3 separate regions of the Homo sapiens genome follow, and regions 2 and 3 are each linked to region 1. The links are chromatin contacts, found by Hi-C or POLR2A ChIA-PET in ENCODE. All regions are on one chromosome and are shown on one strand. The core of a region is the stretch at or near the end of the contact, and the rest is flanking DNA. Distances in the headings are between cores, read along the strand shown.

Evidence for each region. A loop is a pair of places that touch in the nucleus more often than their neighbours do. ChIA-PET counts read pairs that join two places held with the same protein, here RNA polymerase II (POLR2A). Pooled maps may share reads with other maps.
Region 2: a loop to region 1 is called in a pooled map, with 16 times the contacts of the local background. The contact joins the promoter of SDHAF2 here to the promoter of FADS2 in region 1. A Hi-C loop is called at or near these places in 1 of 37 single-sample maps with no recorded cell type and 6 of 50 pooled maps. POLR2A ChIA-PET finds 5 or more read pairs at or near these places in 2 of 52 experiments (AG04450 and activated naive CD4-positive, alpha-beta T cell).
Region 3: a map with no recorded cell type shows a loop between it and region 1 (6-fold over the local background). The contact joins the promoter of DDB1 here to the promoter of FADS2 in region 1. A Hi-C loop is called at or near these places in 1 of 37 single-sample maps with no recorded cell type and 5 of 50 pooled maps.

The regions. Positions count from the first base shown.
Region 1 is chr11:61,826,328-61,830,742 of GRCh38, forward strand. It overlaps FADS2 (fatty acid desaturase 2), which reads left to right and starts at 1,973. Exons shown (of 12, transcript NM_004265.4): 1 at 1,973-2,270. The coding sequence starts at 2,064. RefSeq lists enhancers at 312-989, 990-1,667 and silencers at 1,259-1,698, 1,819-1,918, 1,939-2,038.
Region 2 is chr11:61,427,825-61,432,597 of GRCh38, forward strand. SDHAF2 (succinate dehydrogenase complex assembly factor 2) reads left to right here and starts at 2,300. Exons shown (of 4, transcript NM_017841.4): 1 at 2,300-2,358. The coding sequence starts at 2,323. It overlaps CPSF7 (cleavage and polyadenylation specific factor 7), which reads right to left and starts at 2,151. Exons shown (of 10, transcript NM_001142565.3): 1 at 2,090-2,151; 2 at 1,358-1,466. The coding sequence starts at 1,411. RefSeq lists enhancers at 1,366-2,014, 2,371-2,430 and silencers at 1,521-1,950, 2,061-2,230, 2,089-2,424.
Region 3 is chr11:61,331,660-61,336,157 of GRCh38, forward strand. DDB1 (damage specific DNA binding protein 1) reads right to left here and starts at 1,446. Exons shown (of 27, transcript NM_001923.5): 1 at 1,249-1,446; 2 at 1-32. The coding sequence starts at 1,309. TKFC (triokinase and FMN cyclase) reads left to right here and starts at 1,569. Exons shown (of 18, transcript NM_015533.4): 1 at 1,569-1,670; 2 at 2,961-3,072. The coding sequence starts at 3,070. RefSeq lists enhancers at 1,008-1,530, 1,531-2,053 and a silencer at 1,449-1,708.

The DNA.
Region 1 (4,415 bases), core at 723-3,222:
GGCCCTGGCCGGTCCACGCTTCTCAGCCACCCTACACAGGCCACCCATACGTGCTCCCTTTTAGGGCCTGAACCTTCAAAGCCTCTGTGAGATACTCCCTGGTTCTGCCTTTCAGCTATCACTCCCTGCTCCGAGCTCCACACCCTTTACAAATGTTCATTAAAGTTATCTATATGGTATGTTAATCCATTTCTGAGAAAATAATTTTCTTGGTTCCATTTCCGTCAACGTTTGACAGTCCTCAAGGCCACCATACTCTCTGGAGGTCTTGCTTCATCCTCTTATTTTGTACAGAAGGCTTTTGTTTGGGATGTCTGCTCACACTCAAAGACAGAGAGGCCTTACTGTCTTTATGTCTGCAGTCTGTGGAGTGAATGAAGGATGCTCAGGGCTGACACCAGCATGAAATGTGATGGGAGAGGTTGGGGACTGTGTGAATGTGAGGAAAGGGAGCCCATCTGCCCCCCCAAGTACAACCCCACCAGTTGGGCAGAGTGATCCCCCCACCACCCCTGCATTGCTGTGAAATTTAGATTGGGCAGGGCCCGTTTGACCATCTCTCTCAATCTCAGGCTCTCCATTTTCAAGTGAGATGTAATAATATGCGTCCTGTTTACCTCTCAGCCTGTGATGAGAATCTAATGATTAGGGTGTGCTAGCACACAGGCACCTGTAAATCCCATTGAAATCTGAGGGCCCTATAACTCCTCTAGTGATTCCCAAGCCTCGTGCACCCCACCCTCTCTGTTCATCCTTACTTCCCACGTGTCCCGTTAGCCCTCCGGATGCAGTCAGGCCCATTTCCCCCAGGACGCCCGGCACTAAGCCGCCCCATCCAGCTGGGGTCTGAGGGGCCTGTCTCTTGCCCCACGCCTAAAAGACCTAACCCTCCTCCTATCCCTTCGATACGGCAGTCTTTATTTGCTGGAGTCTGCACAACATCACTGCCCAATGATGTGTCTGCTTCCACGATTCCCAAAGAGACTGAGCTTACTGAGACCAGGGCAAGGACCGCGCCAGTTCCTCATCGCCCCCTTCCTCTGCCTTCCCCTCCCTTCCCCCTCACCGCAGCCATGGCGCCCAGACCAAGAAAGCAGAGCAGAGGTTCCGCAATTCTTTTCTAAGATTGTCTGACTAGAGGGTTCAAAGCCCTCTAATCCAAGGCCGGCTTGTGTCTCTAGGGAGGTTGCAGAAAGGCGCCAGAATGTGGATGGCGCGGACAATGTGGGATACTGGAGTCTCGACTGCCGCGCGCCAAGGAAGGGCGTCACCTAGCCAAGCCGGCCCTGGAGTTGAGTGCCCCGCAGCCCGCCGGTCCACCCGCCCGGCCGCTTGCTGGCACCCTGGTGGCCGCGCCGGCTTTGTGTCGGCATCAGGTGCAAACCCCCAGAGCGCCGGGCGTGCGCGCACGCGCCCCGGAGCGCGCGGAGCCCATTCGTTGCCCCCACCGGGATCTCCTCTAGGATCTCCTCCGGCGCCCGGGGCCGGAGAGTGGGGGAGGGAGGAGGTCGGACACGTAGCCTGCCTCGCAGCAGGGCTCGACTCCACGCGGGAGGGCGGGGGAGCCGGGGACCCGCCGCTCCAGCCCGCTGGCCTTCGAAAGATCCTCCTGGGCCAATGGCAGGCGGGGCGACGCGACCGGATTGGTGCAGGCGCTCTGCTGATCGCTGTGGAAACTCGGGCGGCGGGGAACGCGGGAGGATGTGGAACCCGAGGCGGGGGGAGCCGGAGGGGCGGGCAGAGGAGGTGTCGAGGCCCTGAGCTCCCGGGGAGTTTTTACTGGAGGCAAAAGTCCATAGCGGGAGGGCTGAGGGAGGGGCGGAGGAAGGGGACCGCTTGGGGGCACTGGGAAGCCAGGGATCCTCCGCCAGGAAGGCAGGGACACTCCCGAGCGCAGGCGAGAAGGCTGGGGGAGGGGGCGCGGTGGGAGGAGTAGGAGAAGACAAAAGCCGAAAGCGAAGAGGGCCCGGGCTGCACACACCGGCTGGGAGGCAGCCGTCTGTGCAGCGAGCAGCCGGCGCGGGGAGGCCGCAGTGCACGGGGCGTCACAGTCGGCAGGCAGCATGGGGAAGGGAGGGAACCAGGGCGAGGGGGCCGCCGAGCGCGAGGTGTCGGTGCCCACCTTCAGCTGGGAGGAGATTCAGAAGCATAACCTGCGCACCGACAGGTGGCTGGTCATTGACCGCAAGGTTTACAACATCACCAAATGGTCCATCCAGCACCCGGGGGGCCAGCGGGTCATCGGGCACTACGCTGGAGAAGATGCAACGGTAAGGGTCTGGGGGCGCCCCAGCCACCCTTCTCTGCTGCAGGCGGAGTCAGGATCCCTGGCTCCCCGTGGGCCAAACAGACCTCCGGCGCTGAATGGAGCTTGGGACGTCCTGTAGGGAAGGAAAGTGCATCTATTGCACTCGTACCCCCTCCCCAATCCTCCTCCTCCTCTGGGCCGACTGGGGTGGAGACCGGATCTGGGACCCGGGGAGGCGGCGCTGCGGTGAAAGTCCCAGCGGTGGAGAACAGGGCAAGCATCTACCGCGCGCGCCGGGACCCACGCGTCCTCCCCTTCCTCGGGGTTTGTCTGGAGGCAGGGACTCCCCAAGAGGGGCGCTCGGGCCAGACGGCTTTGGCGCCCCCAGCGGGGAAGATGGCCGCCCCTGCGCGCCGCTGAAAGGAGCGGGAGCGCAGGCAGCCAGGTGTGGGACTCCGCGCTTGTCCCGCACTCTCCATCCAGACTGGGTGGCGAGAAGGAAAGCTCGTCCCCGGCCGGAGATCGCTCCTGCTGGGACTCTTGTCTAAGAAGTTCCTCAATGGCCACCTGGGAAAAACCGCCCAGCAGCTCGGGTTCCCACGCTCCAGGGATTATCTAGACTCACCCCAAGCTCGAGCCGGCCTTCTTGGGGACCGGCGTCCGGGATTGGTGGAAGGAGAACGGCCTGGGGTTTGCAAAGCCCAGGTCGAGTGAGGCCTTGAGCCGGTGGATTTAGCAGCACTAGACTGGCTTGGCAACAGGTCCGTCTGCACTCGAGGTTACTCTCGGGCGTTCAACTCAATGGCTCTCTCTTTTTAAATCCTGCCAAGAACACCCTTCCCTCATCTTGCACTCCTAAAGGTTGTGGGCCTCTCTGGAGCCATTGCTGCCCACCTTACCCCCACCAAATGCGTGGCTCAGTGATTACCCCGCACCAGCTACCCGCACCGGGGACCCCAGTCTGAAATCCTGGCATTTATTTAAGGATGCAGCTGGTATCCCATGGATTCGAATGGGCCAGAAGGAAAAGAACAGAGGCAAGGAGGGAAGAAAGGGCGGCTTTTGGTGGTGGTAGTGAATTGGATGCAGAGAAAAAAGGTCTGATGGGATACAGAAATTGGGGAAAGTGAATAGGAGAGAGGCAGAAAGGAGGGATGAACTTGACGTAGATCATTCCACCTGGAGGTCTAGGATGCCCAACTGTTGGTGGGCTTTTGCTCTCTAAGCTGTGTAGGCCCGACCCTTAACTTCCCCACCTCTTGCATCTCATGGAGACAGGCCTAGGGGAAGGCCAGACCAGGCCACCATAACCCAAGCTGGACAATGGACAGGTGGTGTGGGCCAGCAGGGCCAGGGCTTATCTAAGATTGGGAAGGTCAGCGATACTGAAATTCCCTACAGCTTTCAGTCCCATCCTGTTTTACTTGCTTGTGGACATTGCTTAAGCCCAGTGGGTTTGTGATGCTATTTAGAACTTAGGTGGGTATGTTTCACATACCTTCAGTGCTATCTCACCTGGACCTTTACGCGGCCCAGTGAGGAGGTTGGGTTAATGTAACTCCTAAGTAAAGGACCTTCTGGATCCTGGCTGGGATCTTTCCACTATATGTTGCTGGACTTGGGCTGGTCTGTTTCTGATTTCATAGGTAAATTGTAGAAGGTTCCTGTCCTGTCCAGGCCCTCACCAAAAAGTTTCCAGAAGGAAAAGTCAAATACGATGAATTTGGTCTGATTATTCCACATTGTTAAACATATTTTCTTATGTGAACGCTTAGTCTGGCAATTGCCTTGACCTTTCTGGTTTAATTACCATATCAGATTGATTTATTTCTTCCTTGTTCTGGATGTTCTCAGTGCTTACCTGACCTTAACACTGAGTTCCCTCCAAAAATCAGTGCTCACATCTCTCCTAACAGAGGACTAGAATGACCTACTCTTCCCTGACCTTTTCTCTGTCTCATAAAAATGTAATAGTCTCGTCATTTCTGGTCCTGCTCCAGCGCTTTCTGTATAACTTTCATGGACTATAAATCTGGTATCTTGGATGTTGGTTGCTTTGTTACTTTCATAAGCTAGGGTGGGAGCCAACCGGGGCTGCAAACAGATCTAGAATTGAAGAAAGATGTCATTACTGGGCTCATCCACTAAGTGTTGTCACTTGACTGAG
Region 2 (4,773 bases), core at 1,050-3,549, 400 kb before region 1:
TTTATAATTTCCATGTTATAAAACCATAATACATCAAAAAATAGATTTTCATGTAAACTTATGCCAAGTGAAAAATAAATGGCATGTATCCGCCTCTTCTGTTGCCTCATATCAAAGTCAGGGTCAAACCAGGGAACTTTCCCTTTCTAACCCATTCAATACATGCTCTTACCAGGTCCTTATGTGTACCCACTGGAAGATGCAAATGGGAAGAGCCAGCTTACTTACATAGAATGGTGCTGAAAATAACCCAGGCAAGATATTAGTACGTTTTCAATAGAAATTTTGGAACATTCTTGAGAATTGACCTCAAGACTGAAAAACTTAACTGCATGGAAGATTATTTCTTTGAGAGAATTTTTCTTGTGTTTTTAAGAGTCAGGGTCTTGTTCTGTTGCCCAGGATAGAGTGCAGCGGCCCAATCATGGCTCACTGCAGCCTTGAATTCCTGGGCTCAGGGAGTACCTCTTGCCTCACTCTCCAGAGTAGATGGGACTACAGGCACAAGCCACCATATCTCGTTGTTGTTTTTTTTTACATTTTTGTAGACTGGGTCTTGGTATGTTGCCCTGGCTGGTATTGAACTTCTGGTCTTAAGTAATCTTCCCATCTCAGGCTCCAGAGCAGCTGAGATTACAGTCAAGAGCCACCTTGCCCAGCTCTAGATAAATTTCTGTATAATGTTCCCTGGTACAATAAAAACAAATCCAACTGAGGGTATGTGCATGGGTCTATTATCAGTTTTCTAACTGGTTTGTCTAACGTCTTTACTCTTTTATTCCCTCTAGAAAGACTAAAGGTAACCAATACAATTTATTATACCAAAATGCCTGTGGACTTCTCATGACTGGAGTCAACCTACTTATAAAAGGAAGTAAAACTTAATTGGAATGGAGTTGAAACTAAATGTTAAAGTCATCTTTTCTACTTTGCTTTTGCACTGTCACGATGGAGGGGACTACACTTCTCCAGCTGCAGGTTGAGAATGTAAAGGAACCGGTATCAACACTGTCCTCATGAATACCGTAGCAAATGTACTTTTGATTTTTAAGTGTGGTTAGTCTGACACCCACCTTTGGCTTCCTGGGGAGTAAATTCCACAGGTTGATTCACCATTCTATTACACCTGCTTTTTATTTGCTCTTAAATCAAAGCCTTTAAAATTAAGCCTGGAGCTTCAAATTAACATAAAGAGGAATGGAGTGTAGTCTTTAAAGTTTCTGCAGGAGAAAAATTTTAGACCGGATAGACGCGTGTTCAAGCCTAGGACTGGTACAGCTTGAAACCACTGCCAGTTTGCTGAAAATGATTCCTCAGATGATCAAGGAAAATCCCAAAGCTCCTGATGACACCTCACCTGGTTGAACTCCTCGTCAGCATATATATCAATCAAGTCCACTCCTTCTGACATGGCTCCGGAAGGAAGATCGCGAGTCCGGAGGATGGACAAAGTAAGGAAGATGCCACTGCGGGATTCGGAAAAATGCAAGAATTAGAAGGCACGAGGGTCCTGGGCTGGGAAGAGGGTAATGATTGCTAACCTCCCATCTCCAGAGACGCAGCATCCTGGCGGCCCCAGCTCGGCCCCACCCGCTCCGCCCCGCCCCCGGCCTCGCGCCGCCCACCGCTCTCCCAGGCCGCCGGGGGTCGCTGCCCATCACCCTCGGGCCCGACCCGGGTAGCGCCGCGTCTGCGCCGCAGCTGCCTATGGCGCGACGGAAAAGTCCCACCCTCGGGTCCTAGTGGCCCTAGGACGGCGTTGCGAAGAATGACCGCGGCGAAGCCCGCAGCCCCTATCCGCTGCACCTGCCTAGCCCCCAAGGCGGCTCCGGCCAGAGCCCCCAGGTGTCAAGCAGCTCCAGCCGCCTCTGCCCCCAACCCAGGCCTACTCTTCGCCCCCAGCTAGGCCCGCCCCGCTCCCTCCCGACAAACCCGGCCCGGCGCGCTCTGCCTCCTCCCTCAAAAGGCCCGCGACTCCCTCCGCCCGCAGACTCCGGCCGTCCCATCTCAACCGACCCCCTTCCCGCCTCAGTGCCGGCCCGGACCCCTCTTCCGGCCCAACCTGCCCCCGACCGCGCGCCCCCGTTACCGGGAATATGGCGGCGGCGGCGGCGAGTCCGGACTAGGCCCGAAGCGCGCGAACCGCTCTCCGCCCCAGGTCCCGCCCCCCCCGCCGCCGGCGTCACACGCACCGCCACTTCCGGCATGCGCAGGGACGCACCTTCCGGCTCAGCTCCTCCGTGGCTGCCGTGGTCGGCTGGCCGGGCGGCTAGGAGTTCCCGGAAGTGCCCGCGCAGCCGGTTTCCGGTGCAGGTGGGGAAAATGGCGGTGTCTACAGTGTTCTCGACTTCGTCGCTGGTGAGGAGAGAGAACGTTCTAGCGTCCGGGGCGGGCGGCAGCGGGGATTACCCTTTGTCTTCCTCTGTGGTCTCTATCTTGGGGAGAGTTCGTCTGCCCGATAGCGCAGGGCAAGGGCAGGCCCAGGGAGAGGCCGATCCTGCAACTCAGGAAATAAAGGTCGCTTCCATTCTTTGGTGAGCCTACTGTGTGCCGGTCTGGAAATATCTGCTTAAACGATCAGTCATCGTCCAAGACCCAATTCGCCTCTCACCTACGTCCCAGGCGGGATTAGCCCAACTTCCCTGGGCTCCCCTTCTCCCCGTTCTTTAGTCTTTAATGCTTTTCGTGGTTTCACATAGTATCTTCAGCTTTTTGTTTGTTTATAATTGACATATAATTGTACGTGTTTATGGGGGTACAGTATAATGTTTTAATACATGTGTACATCGAATAATCAAATCAGCGTAGTTAGCATGTCCATCACCTCAAATCTTTATCATTTATTTACGGTAATAACTTTTCAAGATCTTTTTCTAGCATCTTGACATATACAGTACAGTGTTATTAGCTGTAGTCACTCTAATATGTAATAGAACACTGGAACTTATTATTCTTTTTTCCTAGCCTGCTGTTATAAAGTAACTAACTTTGCCTCTATCTTCCCCTCCTACCCCCATCCCTATCTTTATTCTTTTTTTTTTTTCCTGCAGACCCAGGGACTCGATCTTTATTCTTTTTTGATGTAGGCGTTTACACTATAAACTTCCTTCTTAGTACAGCTTTTGTCGCATCTCATAATTTTGTATATGTTGGGTTTTAGTTTGTCTCAGGATATTTCCTTTTTGTTTGTTTTTTGTTGTTTTCCTTTTTTTTTTTTGAGACGGAGTTTTGCTCTTGTCGCCCAGGCTGGAGTGCAATGGCACGAACTTGGCTCACTGCAACCTCCACCTACCGGGTTCAAGCGATTCTTCCGCCTCAGCCTCCCAGGTAGCTGGGATTACAGGCATCGCCATCATGCCTGGCTAATTTTTGTATTTTTGTAGAGATGGGGTTTCACCTTGTTGGCCAGGCAGGTCTCGAACTCCAGACTTAAGGTGATCCGTCCTTCTCGGCCTCCCAAAGTGCTGAGATTACAGGCGTGAGCCACCGCGCCCGGCCTGTTGTTTCCCTTCTTTTTTCTTTTTTTCGTAGAGACAGGTTCTCACTATGTTGCCCAGGCTGGTCTCAAACTCCTGGCCTCAAGTGATCCTCCTGCCTCAGCTTTCCAAAAAGTGCTGGGATTACTGGTGTGATCCACCATTCCCGGCGTGTCTCAAGATATTTTCTAATTTTCCTTTTGATGTCTTCTTTGACTCATTGATTGTTCAAGAGTGTGTTGTTTAATTTCCACATATTTGTGAATTTTCCACCTTTTCTTTTGCCATTGATTTCCAGATTTTAATAAAATGTCTCTTGTGCGGCATATAGTTGAATCTTTTTTTTAATTCATTATATTCAGCCACTTCATGTCTTTTGGTTGGGGAGGTTATGTTATGTTATGTTATTTTCTTGAGACAGAGTCTCGCTCTGTCGCCCAGGTTGGAGTGCAGTGGCATGATCTCGACTCACTGCAAGCTCCACCTCCTGGGTTCACGCCAATCTCCTGGTTTAGGAGTAGCTGGGACTACAGGCGCCCCCCACCACGCCTGGCTAATTTTTTGTATTTTTAGTAGAGACGAGATTTCACCGTGTTAGCCAGGATGGTCTCGATCTCCTGACCTCGTGATCTGCCCGCCTCAGCCTCCCAAAGTGCTGGGATTACAGGCGTGAGCCACCGCGCCAGGCCTGGAGTTTAATCCATTTATACCTAAAGTAAATAGTGGCCGAGGTGGGTGGATCGTGTGAGTCCTGGAGTTCGAGACCAGCCTGGGCAACATGGCAAAACCCCTTTTCTACTAAAAAAAATTAGTCAGGTGTGGTAGTACACACCTGTAGTCCCAGCTACTTGAGAGGCTGAGGCGGGAGTGCGTCTGAGAAGTCAAGGCTGCGGTGAGCCTTGATTTTGCAACAGCACTCCAGCCTGGGCATTGGAAGTGAGACCTTGTCTCAAAAAATAAATAAAATAGGGAAGTACAATCATCCCTTTGTATCCATGGGATGACTGTTGTAGGATCCGCTGTGGATATCAAACTCTGCAGAAGCTCAGTCTCTTATATAAAATGGCATAGTATTTGCATATAATCTACACACATACTTCCATATCCTTTAAATTATTTCTAGATTACTTATAATACCGAAAACAATGTCAAGGCTATGTATATGCTTGTTATACTATATCTTAGTTGTTTTTTAATTGTTGTATTATTTATTTCTTTTGAATATTTTTGATCCACAGTTGGTTGAGTGTGCAGTTGGTTGAATTTACAGGTGTGGAACCCACAGATACGGAGGGCC
Region 3 (4,498 bases), core at 196-2,695, 500 kb before region 1:
CAGGTTTAAGTCTTCGGCCGAAGTAAAGTGTCCTGAAAGAACAGACCCTCTAACTTTTGAACTCAGGGGAAGGGCCTCCCATCCCTTCAAAATAATCCTATCACTTATGTCTAAATACCTCCAGAATTCTCATTTACTTCACATACTTCTCCAACTCCCTCCAGCTACTCCCCTTCTTGCCAAATCCGGCACCTCAAAGAGTCTCAGTTCATGCATTCAACAAAGCTACTTCCCTAATCAGACTAAGAAAACTGGACTGGACCTAAGAGCCGTGTGTCCTCCAAATGACAATGACTGCGTAATCCCTTCTCATGCCTCTTGCCCCTCCAATTTTACTCTATTACAGTTACAGTGGCAGGCTCTAATTGAGAATGCCGGAGAAAGTGTTCACTTCTTCCAGTCTTCATCTAAAGTCTCACAAAACTTTTATCTGACAGACCAAGTCAAATGAAGAAGTCCCAGAGCTTTATATGAAAACACTGTTTTGTCCACACCCCCTGCCCTCCTGGCAGTCTACCAATACCTCCATCCACACTCAGCTACCTCCAACTCTGAACAACAGTTTTGTTTTGGAATCATGATTAGGGTGTATATAAACATGCAAGCTTGGGGTCTGCATATTCAGCTGAGAATGTGGGTTAAGATGACTCTTCCCGGGTTCTGAACATCGGTGTCCTTAACAATCCAAGCGCATCGTCAACAAGGCAAACCCAGCACTGGGCCAGGCAAACCAAACCCTCTTCTCCAGCAGGGCCCTCATGTAAACAACAGCCCCAGGCAAAGGGGTTAGCCTGAAGAGGGCTCCTCTCCCTCTGTGGGATAATGCGGGCATTCCTCACATCCCTCCACCTCCTGGGCCCCCCAGACTTCCCCACAGGAAAATCTTGACCCCAAAGTCGTCATTACCACCTCCCCTTTTCCTGGCCACAGAAAGCCAATCTCCGGGCCCAAACGACACCGCACAACCAACTCACACTCCTCTGTCTCACTGGGCCCGCCCTGTTCTCGAGGCCGAATGACCTCCCCAGGACGAAAGGGGACCCTCGAGAGCGGCTTCCAACCCCCAAAAAGCGCGTACAGGGACGACTCTTTCGAGGTCGCGGTGCTGGGGGAGGTTCCTCGGCCGCCAGCGCCTTCCATTCGCCGGGCCCACTCCTGCCCGGCCGCCCCCGGGGCGGCGGGCCTCCCTAGGCCGCGGCTCCCCCCAACTCCCTCACTCGCCGGGGTCTCCGGCCCCGGCAGCCTCACCGGTCACGCAGCCGTTCACGGCGGTGGGCTTCTGGGCCGTTACCACGTAGTTGTACGACATGTCGAGGCTTGGAGCGGCCCGTCGGGACTCGAGCGCGACACTAGAAAGAGGGACACAAGCGAAAAGACAGGTGGCCCCCAACAGCGCGCAGCGAACTCCACTGCCGCTGCCTCCGCCCCAGAGACACGTTGCAGGCCAGAGCGGCCGGGGCGCGGGGCATCACGGGACGGCCTCACCTGGCCTCTTGGAGGACTCCCGAAGCCCGAGGCCGCCAACCGAAGGAGGCCCCGCCCCCGGAGGCACCGCCTCGCCTCTTTCCGCCAGCGCCCGCAGGACCCGGATGAGAGCGCACGCTTCGGGGTCTCCGGGAAGTCGCGGCGCCTTCGGATGTGGCGGATGCGGCCGTGAGCCGGCGGGGGAGGTGCGCCAGTGTCCTCCGAGCTCGCCCGCAGACTCCCCACCCCGTTCCGCGCCCTTTGCCCTTCCCCGCATCCAGTCCTCCTTCCGTTGCTCCAGGAGCCCTCGGGCTGTTCCTCCTTTGGGAACGGGAAGGACTGCGGAGGCATAGAGAGGGAAGGGAGACCGCGATTCGTGCATATCCCAGACTAGAACCTTGCCTGCTTTCCTTTCACTGTCTCAGTTCCTCCAGATCCAGCTGGTGCCCTCGCCTGACGTTTGAACGACCACCTGCTCACCTCCTCCCTTTTGCGCGTTGATTCTTCAGACTTCAAAGGGCCCACCGGTCTGCTTGCCCAACGTTATTAGTGCCCCTATTGCTCTACAAATTCGAACCTCAAACACAAAACCAGTATTTCTCCGTAGGGAACCTTAATGAGCCAGGAGAGCCGTCAGCCCTGCAGCCTCCAGGGTACCCCACATCAAACAGGCTCCCCGGGAACAAGAGGAATACCACGTGGCTTGGCACACTCGCAGAATGCCAGAGAGGAGCCAACCCCCATTTTACAGATGAGGAAGCTGAGGCTTAGGGAGGAATTGGTTTACCTAAGACCCTCCCCACAACCCCAAGTAGGCTGAGGCAGAGCTATGTTGATTCTTCCTATTGTGCACCCACACAGAGGCCAACACGCTGCTGAACCAGGCTGAACTGAGGAAAAGCTAGAAAGTCATCGTGGTTTACATCTTGCCTTTCCCATAGCAGAGACTCTGCCTGACTTTGGAGGCACTGAATTATCAGTAGTAAAAACACACTCTGTAGAAAAACTAGACATTGGTTTAGATTCTGGCTGTTACCTGTATTACCTTGGACAAGTCCCTAGAGCTCTCTGAGTCTGTTTCCCAGAAGTAAAATGGGTCACAAACCTGGCTAGCTCCCCCCATTCCCTTCCCTTTTGGTGCCAAGGCCAGTGAGGGCAAGCGTGTGACGAGCTTTGTTAACTTTTTCGCTGCATGTGATGCCCGTGTAAAAGATAGTTATTCTGAGGATCACTGTCCTTTAGTGATGAAGTGGGTGCTGTTCCTGGACATAAAGGCAGACCTGTGCTTGACATGGATTGATCTGTCTTCTGGCAGTGAAGTGCAGGCATGAACCTTGGTCAGCCCCACACTCTTCTCCATCCGTAGCCCATGTACTAGAGTTTGGACTTGGACCGAAGTCTGGGGCAGCTCCCTAATTACTAGGGTGCTGAAGGCGTGATTGTGCCAGTCGACTGCGAGTTCCTTCCGCAGCTTGTATCGTTACCCACTCCTGCAGGTGCTGCTGCTGCCTCCACTGTACTCAGACCCAGGTAGCACAGGATTGTCCATCCTCCAGCAGCTCAGTGCAACGGTGTGAACTCAGCCTGTTTCAGAGCCTCCACACCATGGTGAGTCATACAGGGCCGGGACGGGAATGGCAGCATGGTCTCAAAGCAGGATCCCAGCCTTGGGCAAGCTAAAGCTCCTTACACTTTGACTGAGAGATGCTATTGCCTCCTGAGGCTCACGGGTGAAGAGAGAGGGTCATCCTCTCTCCCAGGGTCTGATCCCTGCTTTTCTTTGTTTCCTGGAGGCTGCTGGTCCCAGCCAGGCCTGGGGCTGCAGCCTCTTGAGTCCCTTCAGAGCCACTCTGCCCCTTATCTGGGTCTTGCATTCAGAGTAAAACAGTAACAGTTACCTGCTCTGTAATAGACATTGTACCGGTCACAGAAGGAATCGTGAAGAATGACCATGTGACCGTTCCTAACCTTGGGGCTTATGTGGGCCGGTCTGGAGCTGGGATCTACAGTGTGGGAGGCTGGCCATGTCCCTGGGCTTTGCTCCAGGCCCACTGATTTGAACCAAAACAAGCCTTGAACATATCTGGATTCAAATTTCAGCCTGCCACTGACCAGCTGCATGACCTTTTACAGACCTCTCTGCGCCTCTTTTTCTTCATCTGCATTATAAGGCAAATTAAGGCCTACCTCCAGTGGTTGTGTGGTGTTGATCAAGCAGAGTCCTGGAGGCCTCACTTGACTTCCTTTCCTTTTCCATCCTTTCAGGCCACTGAAACCAGGGATAGCACTGGTCCCTAAACCCTCTTCTGGCTCTGTAAAAGACAGATTATCATGATGGGGAGCAGGCCACTTTCTTGGAGGGTAGTGCTGCTGGAGGCTGGGCTTGGAGTGAGGCCAACTCACAACTTCATTGTGTGTTCCAGTCCCTGGTAGGCTCTGAGAGCCACAAACCCATGTCCTTTCTAGGGCAACCTCTGTCACCCTCCACTTCCCTCCAGCCCCTCGAGAAAGCAGCATGATATGGCCAAAAGGGAACCAGCTTTGGAGCCAGGCAGACCTGGACACCTGCTGGCTGTGTGACCTTGGGCAAAATAGTTTAACTGTGCCTCAGTTTCCTCACTGGGCTCATCTTTCCTCCATAGGGCTGTTGGGAAGTTTTGTTTTGTTTTAGTTTGGGTTTTTTTTTTTGAGACGGAGTTTTGCTCTTTTTGCCCAGGCTGGAGTGCAATGGCGCAATCTCGGCTCACCACAACCTCCGCCTCCCAGGTTCAAGCAATTCTCCTGCCTCAGCCTCCCGAGTAGCTGGAATTACAGGCATGTGCCACCACGCCCAGCTAATTTTGTATTTTTAGTAGAAATGGGGTTTCTCCATGTTGATCAGGCTAGTCTCGAACTCCCAACCTCAGGTGATCCACCCGCCTTGGCCTCCCAAAGTTCTGGGATTATAGGCATGAGCTACCACACCCGGCCTGTTGGGAAGATTAAATGAGACATGCTCAAAAACACTTAGAACTGGGCCTGGCTCTTAGTCACT